Linked DNA regions of Homo sapiens: region 1 is linked to region 2. Evidence: chromatin contacts called from ENCODE Hi-C data. All regions are on one chromosome and are shown on one strand. Each heading gives the region's core, a stretch centred on a gene start or an enhancer-like site at or near the end of the contact. The rest is flanking DNA. Distances are from core to core; before and after follow the strand shown.

Evidence for each region. Hi-C counts contacts between places; a loop is a spot of excess contacts on that map. Pooled maps may share reads with other maps.
Region 1: a loop to region 2 is called in a map of Caco-2, with 4 times the contacts of the local background. The contact joins two enhancer-like sites. A Hi-C loop is called at or near these places in 2 of 168 maps with a recorded cell type or tissue (Caco-2 and mammary epithelial cell) and 7 of 50 pooled maps.

Annotation. Positions count from the first base shown.
Region 1 is chr4:21,886,770-21,890,496 of GRCh38, reverse strand. All of the region lies in intron 1 of KCNIP4 (potassium voltage-gated channel interacting protein 4), which reads left to right. Among named protein-coding and RNA genes, the nearest start is that of KCNIP4-IT1, 35 kb to the right of the region's middle. Within about 2 kb of position 2,181, at least 2 of the 41 ENCODE cell types and tissues checked have a DNase peak (open chromatin) inside an H3K27ac peak, as active enhancers do; they include mammary epithelial cell, where a contact is called at or near this core.
Region 2 is chr4:22,383,423-22,387,074 of GRCh38, reverse strand. No RefSeq gene overlaps it. Among named protein-coding and RNA genes, the nearest start is that of MIR12115, 130 kb to the left of the region's middle. RefSeq lists an enhancer at 583-1,782. Within about 2 kb of position 1,279, at least 2 of the 41 ENCODE cell types and tissues checked have a DNase peak (open chromatin) inside an H3K27ac peak, as active enhancers do; they include mammary epithelial cell, where a contact is called at or near this core.

The DNA.
Region 1 (3,727 bases), core at 932-3,431, 500 kb after region 2:
CTGGATGAATACCAAATTACTAATAAAATATAAAATTGGTCTTTAGGCTCTTCAAATCTGTTATTTCTATGAAGAACATTCCCAGATGACATCACACTTAAGGGATTCAAGGAGAGTCAGACTGTATTTACACAAGAGTTAGAGCATATTCCAGAAGTACAGAAAGAATTATGCTGGGGATGTGGTCATTAAGGTATATAAATTATTTAAATTCAGCTTTTCCAAATTCTTAAGTCTGCCTCTGGTCAAGCATGTTAATAAAACCAGGTGAAACATTTTAATTGCTTTTCACCTTCTCATCTAGGCTTCAGTGTTAACTATCATTTGCGTCTGAATGATGTGAATTATAACATACGGTGCATTAAGACAGGTCTTCATTTAGGGGGTGATCATCAGTAGACATTCACTGTGTTTCTACTCTAGTGAATAGTAGTACTACCACAATGCCTCTATCAATGTGACCAGCAATCCCATCAGAATTCCATCGCCAATACCACCACCAATTCCATTGTGGATACCAACAACAAATTCATCATCAATGCCACCAGCAATTCCAAAACCAATATTCAAACTAACACTAAGGGTGAGCAAATATACAAGACTCTGGGAGCCCACATGAATCAAACGTGGAAACACGGTCTATGGCATTACTGAGTACATAGTTGAGTGGAGGAAATACATCATGAAGCCAGCATTATTCGGTCTTGCCTGGCCTGTGTGGTCCCTTCTTGGGCCACTCTGCTACTCTGTCCCTCACAGGTTTTTCTCTAGCCACATTAGCTTATTGTTAGTTCTAGGTTTTTTCCTACTCGAAAACCTTTACATGTTCTGAACCATCTGCCTAGGGTAGTTGTTTCTAGTATTCACAAATTGAAACCCTTTTCGTACTTAAGCTATCAGCTCAAATGTCACTCCCCAAGAGAAACCTCTGGCCTCCCTTGTGTATTAGGATCATAGGGATGATAGCTCCTGCCTTGCATGGTTGATCTACATTTGTGGTAAATGAGTGTTGAGTACCTAATGCAATGCCTTCAGGTAGCTATTAATAGTACAGGTTTAATATCCCTTATCCAAAATGTTTGAGATCAGAAGTGTTTCAGAATTTAGATGTTTTTTTTTCAGATTTTGAGATGCTTGCATATACATAATTAATGAGATATCTTGGGGATGGGACCCAAATCTAAACATGAGATTTATTTATGATTTATATACACATTATATACATAGCCCAAGGATAATTTTATACAATATTTTAAATAATTTTTGTATATAAAACAAAGTTTGCATGCATTGACCCATGGAAAAGCAAAAGTGTCACTATCTCAGCCACCTGTGTGGATAACCTGTGGTTGTTTGGCATCACTGTCACTCCTGACTCTAAATTTATATTGTACCTATAAGCAATCATTTTCTTACACTCATTCACGTATAAATACTTAGCAATAAAAATATGACATGCCATTAATATAGTGAAAAAGTAGTGTGTTCAGGCTAACTTGTCATTGTGTCATGTTGATGCTCAAAAAGTTTTGAATTTTGGAGCATTTCAAGTTTCAGGTTTTCAGATTCGATATGCTTAACTTGTAGTAGTAAAAGTAAAACTTGACAGGTGATCCATGTGACTGCATAAAAAGAGCTAAACTGGATGTGAAGCCAAAGACCAAAAAAGCTCAGTGAGATAGAAGTTTCAGATTGGAGATGAGGAAGCAAAGCCTTGAGCAGTTATGTGAGTCATGAAGACAGTAGCTGTAGGCCAGCTCTGAGCAGGAGCAGAAGCCCTTCAGAAGGTGTGGACAGTTATAATAGCATGGTGAATGTAATGACACAGAGCATACAAAATATGAAATTAACAAAGGGGAGGGTATAGAATTAACTGCTTCTGGCATGATTGCACCTGAGGGCAAAGGAAAACGGTTGAGGAGAGTGGCTCCTAATCACCCTTATGTGTCCTAGTCTTTTTGAAAGTCTTGTTTCTTTCTAGTTTCCTTTTATCTTCTTGTGTTCACAAGGCTTTGGGTGCAACATTATTATGGAAATACAAACCTGAAGTTTTGACTCATTTTTTATTGCATCTGAATCGTATGAGTCTAAGCACAGGGAGAATTTAGTCACCAGTTCTACTTTGGTTGTTAAAAGATAAACATTATCCAACACACTTTGCATAATGTTCCACAGAGGACCTCCATGAGTAATTCTTGTGGCCTGCACCAGTTTTCCCTTACTCTTCTTTAAGTTATTCTGTGTATGAGTCAGAGTGTTAAACTTGTTGTATTTATCCTTATTCAGAATCAGTTTAGTTTAGTGAGTTTAAGAGCAAAGATTGAATCCCAGCTCTGTGAGACCTTGGGGTAAGTCACTTAACTTCTCTCTGCCTTAATTTTCTTCTCTGTAAAGCGGTGATAATAATCATACCTAATAATACATAAGTCATAAAGTTGTTGTGACAATAAAATGAAATAATGAAGAAGAATCAGAACAATACCTGGCACATAGTAAGTGTTACATAAATATGAACTATCATAGTTGAACAACTAATGATAAAACACTAGGTAGAAAGTTTTACCAGAAGTTTCTTTTTCCTCATTGGCCCAACTTTACATTGGAAATTCAAAAAGTAATTTCAAAGACTTTTTATGATCAGCAAATATTCTGCAAAATCAACTGGTTTCAATCATCAGCAATATTTTCTTTATGAGTTAGAATATATAAAGGATGGTTACAACCTCTTTTAAGCTTTTCAGTTATATAACCTCATCTATAATAATAACTGTGTTAGTTAAGGAAATCATTCAGAAGGCTGAATCATCTTCATGCAAATGAGTTCAGCATAATTTCCTTAAGCATGACAATGACTAAAGAGAAAATATTCATTTTCTTTCGTAAGTTTCTGTGTCTGAAACAATTTAGGAAGGTAAATGGGGGAAGGGTGAAATTCATCATTCAAAATCTCTTTGGAGCATCCTGTCCCCAGGTGATGTGGACTAAATATTTGTGTTCCCCCAAAATTCATACATTGAAATCGAATCCCAAATGTGATGGTGGTTTGAAGTAAGGCCTTTAGGAGGTGATTAGGTCTTGGGGGTGGAACTCTCATGAATGAGATTAGTGTCCTTGTAAGAAGATACCAGAGAGCTAACTCTTTCTGCGCCCCTCCAAGTGAGGATACAACCAGAATATGGCCAACTGCAAACCAGGGAGAGAGTCCTCACCAGAACCTGACCGTGCTGGAACCCTGGTCTCAGACTTCCAGCCTGCAGAACTATGACAAATACATCTCTGTTGATTAAGCCACCTCATCTGTGGTACTTTTGTTATAGAACCCCAAACTGACTAAGACACCAGGCCATTATCATCTACTCTTAAGGACAGCATTTTCTATGTATTTTGTGTCTAGAGTCTATATTTTACACAAAGTCAGTTTTCTCTTTTTAAAAAAATTTGTACTTTATCTTTGTCCTGAAGCTGGCAATGATGTCAATAGCTTGCTGCTTAGTAGATCTTTAATTAAGACCAGGGCTTTTAGCCTGTATTCCTGACTGTTTGATTTCATCCAGTTTTTTCAGTGGTCTTCAAATGAACGCTCACACTCTCTAAAGCAAAAGCATTTATTATACATGGCTTAGTTTCCTAATATAACGAACATCTTAAAATGAAGAAAAATGAAAAATAAAAAGAAGAGCTTTTGTAATTTAGCCAAATGTAATTTGTGTGTGTGTGCCCTCCATGG
Region 2 (3,652 bases), core at 30-2,529:
TATTTTCAACATGGTCGTGGCCTTTTCATTGCTTTATATTCGGTCTTAAGTTTCTTACTCTTTTTGGTGTGGCCAGGTGGGGGTGATTGCTGCACGAAAGTTATTCTTGAATGCAAATGAAGAGCTACCACTTAAGGTTCACATTCTTCAATATTGGCTCTTATGTTGACTTTTATTTTGTACTTAAACAGATAAAGTTCCTTAGATTCATGCTGAAGTACTGATTAAATCCCATTCCGGAATTCTAAAAACAGCTCTACTGCAAAAGTTCTCGCTCACTGGTCTTTGCTACACTGCAGTCTAACCCATCTCCTGTCCTGAGTCTCACTGTGGTTCTCAGTTCTCTCGTATGCAAGACAATGTCTGCAAAATTGACACAACTTTGATCTCTTTTCAGCGGAAGTCTAAAGGTTTGAATCAGATTGGATTCAAAAGTACATATTCGAGAAATGCAAAAAAGAATCAAGCCGTTTAGCTTAATAAACTTCAAATTCTGAGAGATTAACTGCTTATGTACAGAGAACAATTCTCTGAGCCATCCTGAGATTACCCATTCTAGTGTAAATGTTCACTTTTCACTGGGTTACTGCATTAGAAATGTTATTTTGCTTGACAATAATAAAACCGATAGTTCTACTTAAGCCTTTTAGGTTTGAGTTTTAGAGATGTTATTTTATGGTGGGGGAAATAAAGCAGCCAGTGGATAGATTTGGCTATATTTCCTGGTTTATGGTCTCCTGGTAAATTGATATATTATGTACAAGATGGTGTTTGGAAATGACAAAGATAAGCTAATAAGAAATGGAGTGAATAATTCTTATTTATCACTATTTTTTTGTTTGCTCGGTGTTTAACCTGTTTGACCTGCTGGTCAGCTGTACCTAGGGAGATAACTTTCTTGTTCTTCTTTTTCCTGCCTCTGCATAGGAAGTGAGGAATTTTCCTTCCTGGAAGATGTTGCCCATTCAGCAAGCATTTATTCATTTAAACATGCCTTATTTTAGGTAACAGAACAGGTGCTGGCGGTGGGGAAGGACTGGAAAAGAAATCAAACACTTGGAAGAAGATGGAGATTCTGCTAAAAATGTTCAAGGGGATTTTGTTACTCATAGCGTGGAGAGTGATGAGCGATCACTTACTCATCCTTAGTATTTCAATTAGAGTTTTGATATTTGTATATAGGAAGTGAGTAATATATTGTATTCCTCCCACCTTTGTCGTTTATGATTTATAGCTGAGATTCTCTATTTTTCATAGAATTGTAAACTGCTAACAGATGTTTCAGTTTTCTTAGAGATCAGCATGATCATTTTCCTAATTTAAAAAATTTGACAACTAAGATCCAAAGAATTTCTGGCTTGCTGGACATGCTGGCAGGTTATACCATGCCCACGGCTAGAACCATGTTTGCCAATGCTGAGGCCGCCGTGCTTGGCAACACATTTCATTGCTTTTACGGTGTTTATTATCTATAAAATTGTATCAGACTTTATTCTTATCTTAGTTGTTTTGAGTTTTAGTTTCATAATAAGGTATAGTTGGTTATATTCTGCTTAAGGAAACAGTTATGATTCTTTTATTTCATGACAGTTGTTTTGTTTTGTTTTGTTTTGTTTTTAGAGTTGAGGTCTCACTCTGTTGCCCAGGCTGAAGTGCAGTGGGGATCATAGTTCACTGTAACCTCGAGCTCTTGGGGTCAAGCCATCCTCCCACCTCAGCCTCCTGAGTAGCTGGAACTACAAGAACAAGCCAGTAGCCCGGCTGTTTTTCTTTTTATTTTTGTAGAGATGGGTCTCACTGTGTTGCCCTGACTGGTCTCAAACTCCTGGCCTCAAGTGATCCTCCAACCCTTGCTTCCCAAACTGTTGAGATTATAGATACGAGCCATTGAGCCCAGCCAAAAGTTGTTTTCTTAATGTAAACATTATATCTACAGATTACATATATAATGTTATATACTAACCTGCTTTTTAGGTAACAGTTAGAAATTAGATTTGTGTATGACTATTTTTGTGACTAGATTTATATACTAACGTACATGTATATTAATATTTCAGGTCATTAATAGGTGGCAACTGATTTTTAAATCTCAGGATATTTTGGATAAATGTAACAATGTAACTATATGTATGTTCAATATATTTATATTAGTAATATATACAGATGGCAACTTAGGTTTAGTTGCTGATTGGAATCTATACATAGGTCTCATTATAGAGAAGCAACAATGTTAGAACAGACTTACATGTTTCAAGTATTGAGTTCAGAATGCCCAAACTGAAGTTGGTTGAGAACATACAAAATTAGGAAGTAAAAACATTAACTGAAAACATCTGATGCAGGAATTAAACTAAATCATCAAGGTAAGTGAGGCATACAACAGCAATCCAAAATTTAAAACAAATCTTAATTCTGTTTTTCTTTTTGGATTCCAGTAATCATTTAGTTATTTTAATATTGACTCCAGTGCTTTTATCTGAGAGGTGATTTGATTGTTCATAATCACTTAATGATGTTTTCCAAATTTGAGTCATTCTGTCACTTTTGCTAATTTTGTTATATTTTTCTTAACACTTGTATTAATGCTGTCCATGGATTATTGCTTATATTGAAATATAAGCAATAATAAATTATATTTATTATATATATAATATATTATTGAATATATTGAATATATAATATATTATTGAATAATATATAATATATTATTCAATATATTATATTGAAATATAAGCAATAATAAATTCAAAATAAAATCAATAGATTTATTTGTATAAACAAGGCAATTTCTCCTGAAGGAGAAATTTTTCATTGTTTGTAATCTGCCAGTGCTAAAAATGTGACTGCATGTTGCTAGGTCTTAGACAAAGGTGAGATTGTAACCAATGAAATTCTGCTTTTTGTTTGTTTGTTTAGTTTTGGTATGAACTCTCTTGAATCCTTCTGACCTACTCAGATCATTTCACAGCCATGTCTTTTATTGGCCATGAGAAGCTCCTAAGCAGTGGTCATAACTGGGCTACGGGGGATACTGATTGATGAACATGTACAGTGTGTGTTAACTTAGTTGTTGTTGGCTGATAAACGTGGTCTTTCCACCTTTTTTGTAGACCCGACCCAGCTTTGTATTATGTGAGGCCCCAGGCAGCCTTTGGATAAAGCTTTTTCTTCAGCCTCCTTTCACTGGGGATGCCAGAGGCTTAGAAGTAGATACTGAATGTGAATTTACAGGACCATAGTATTAAGAAGCTTACATTTATAGAGTCATTGATGGAGGTGGACCACTACGTTCTCTGATAAAGTTCAATGCTTAGAATTACTTCCTGGCCCAAATCTCACTAGTCTTCTGTTCAACAAACTTGTTTGATGCTGCTTAAAACACATATTAACCTAATTGCATCATATTTACAAAATGGTAGGAGAAAAGAGACTGTGTGTGTGTATGTATATGTAATCCATTATTTACTGCTGCCATCTGGTTTAAGAAGACCTTTATCAGGTATTTTCAAAAAGTTCAAAATGTTTTCAGAAGACTCTTCAGATGCATTCCAAAGAATCCAGCTAATCACATCTTCAATTTTGTAATCATTGTGTTCACCCTGTTTTGGCATATAATACTGATGAAGGTTTGCTTTTATGGATAAATTTTGAT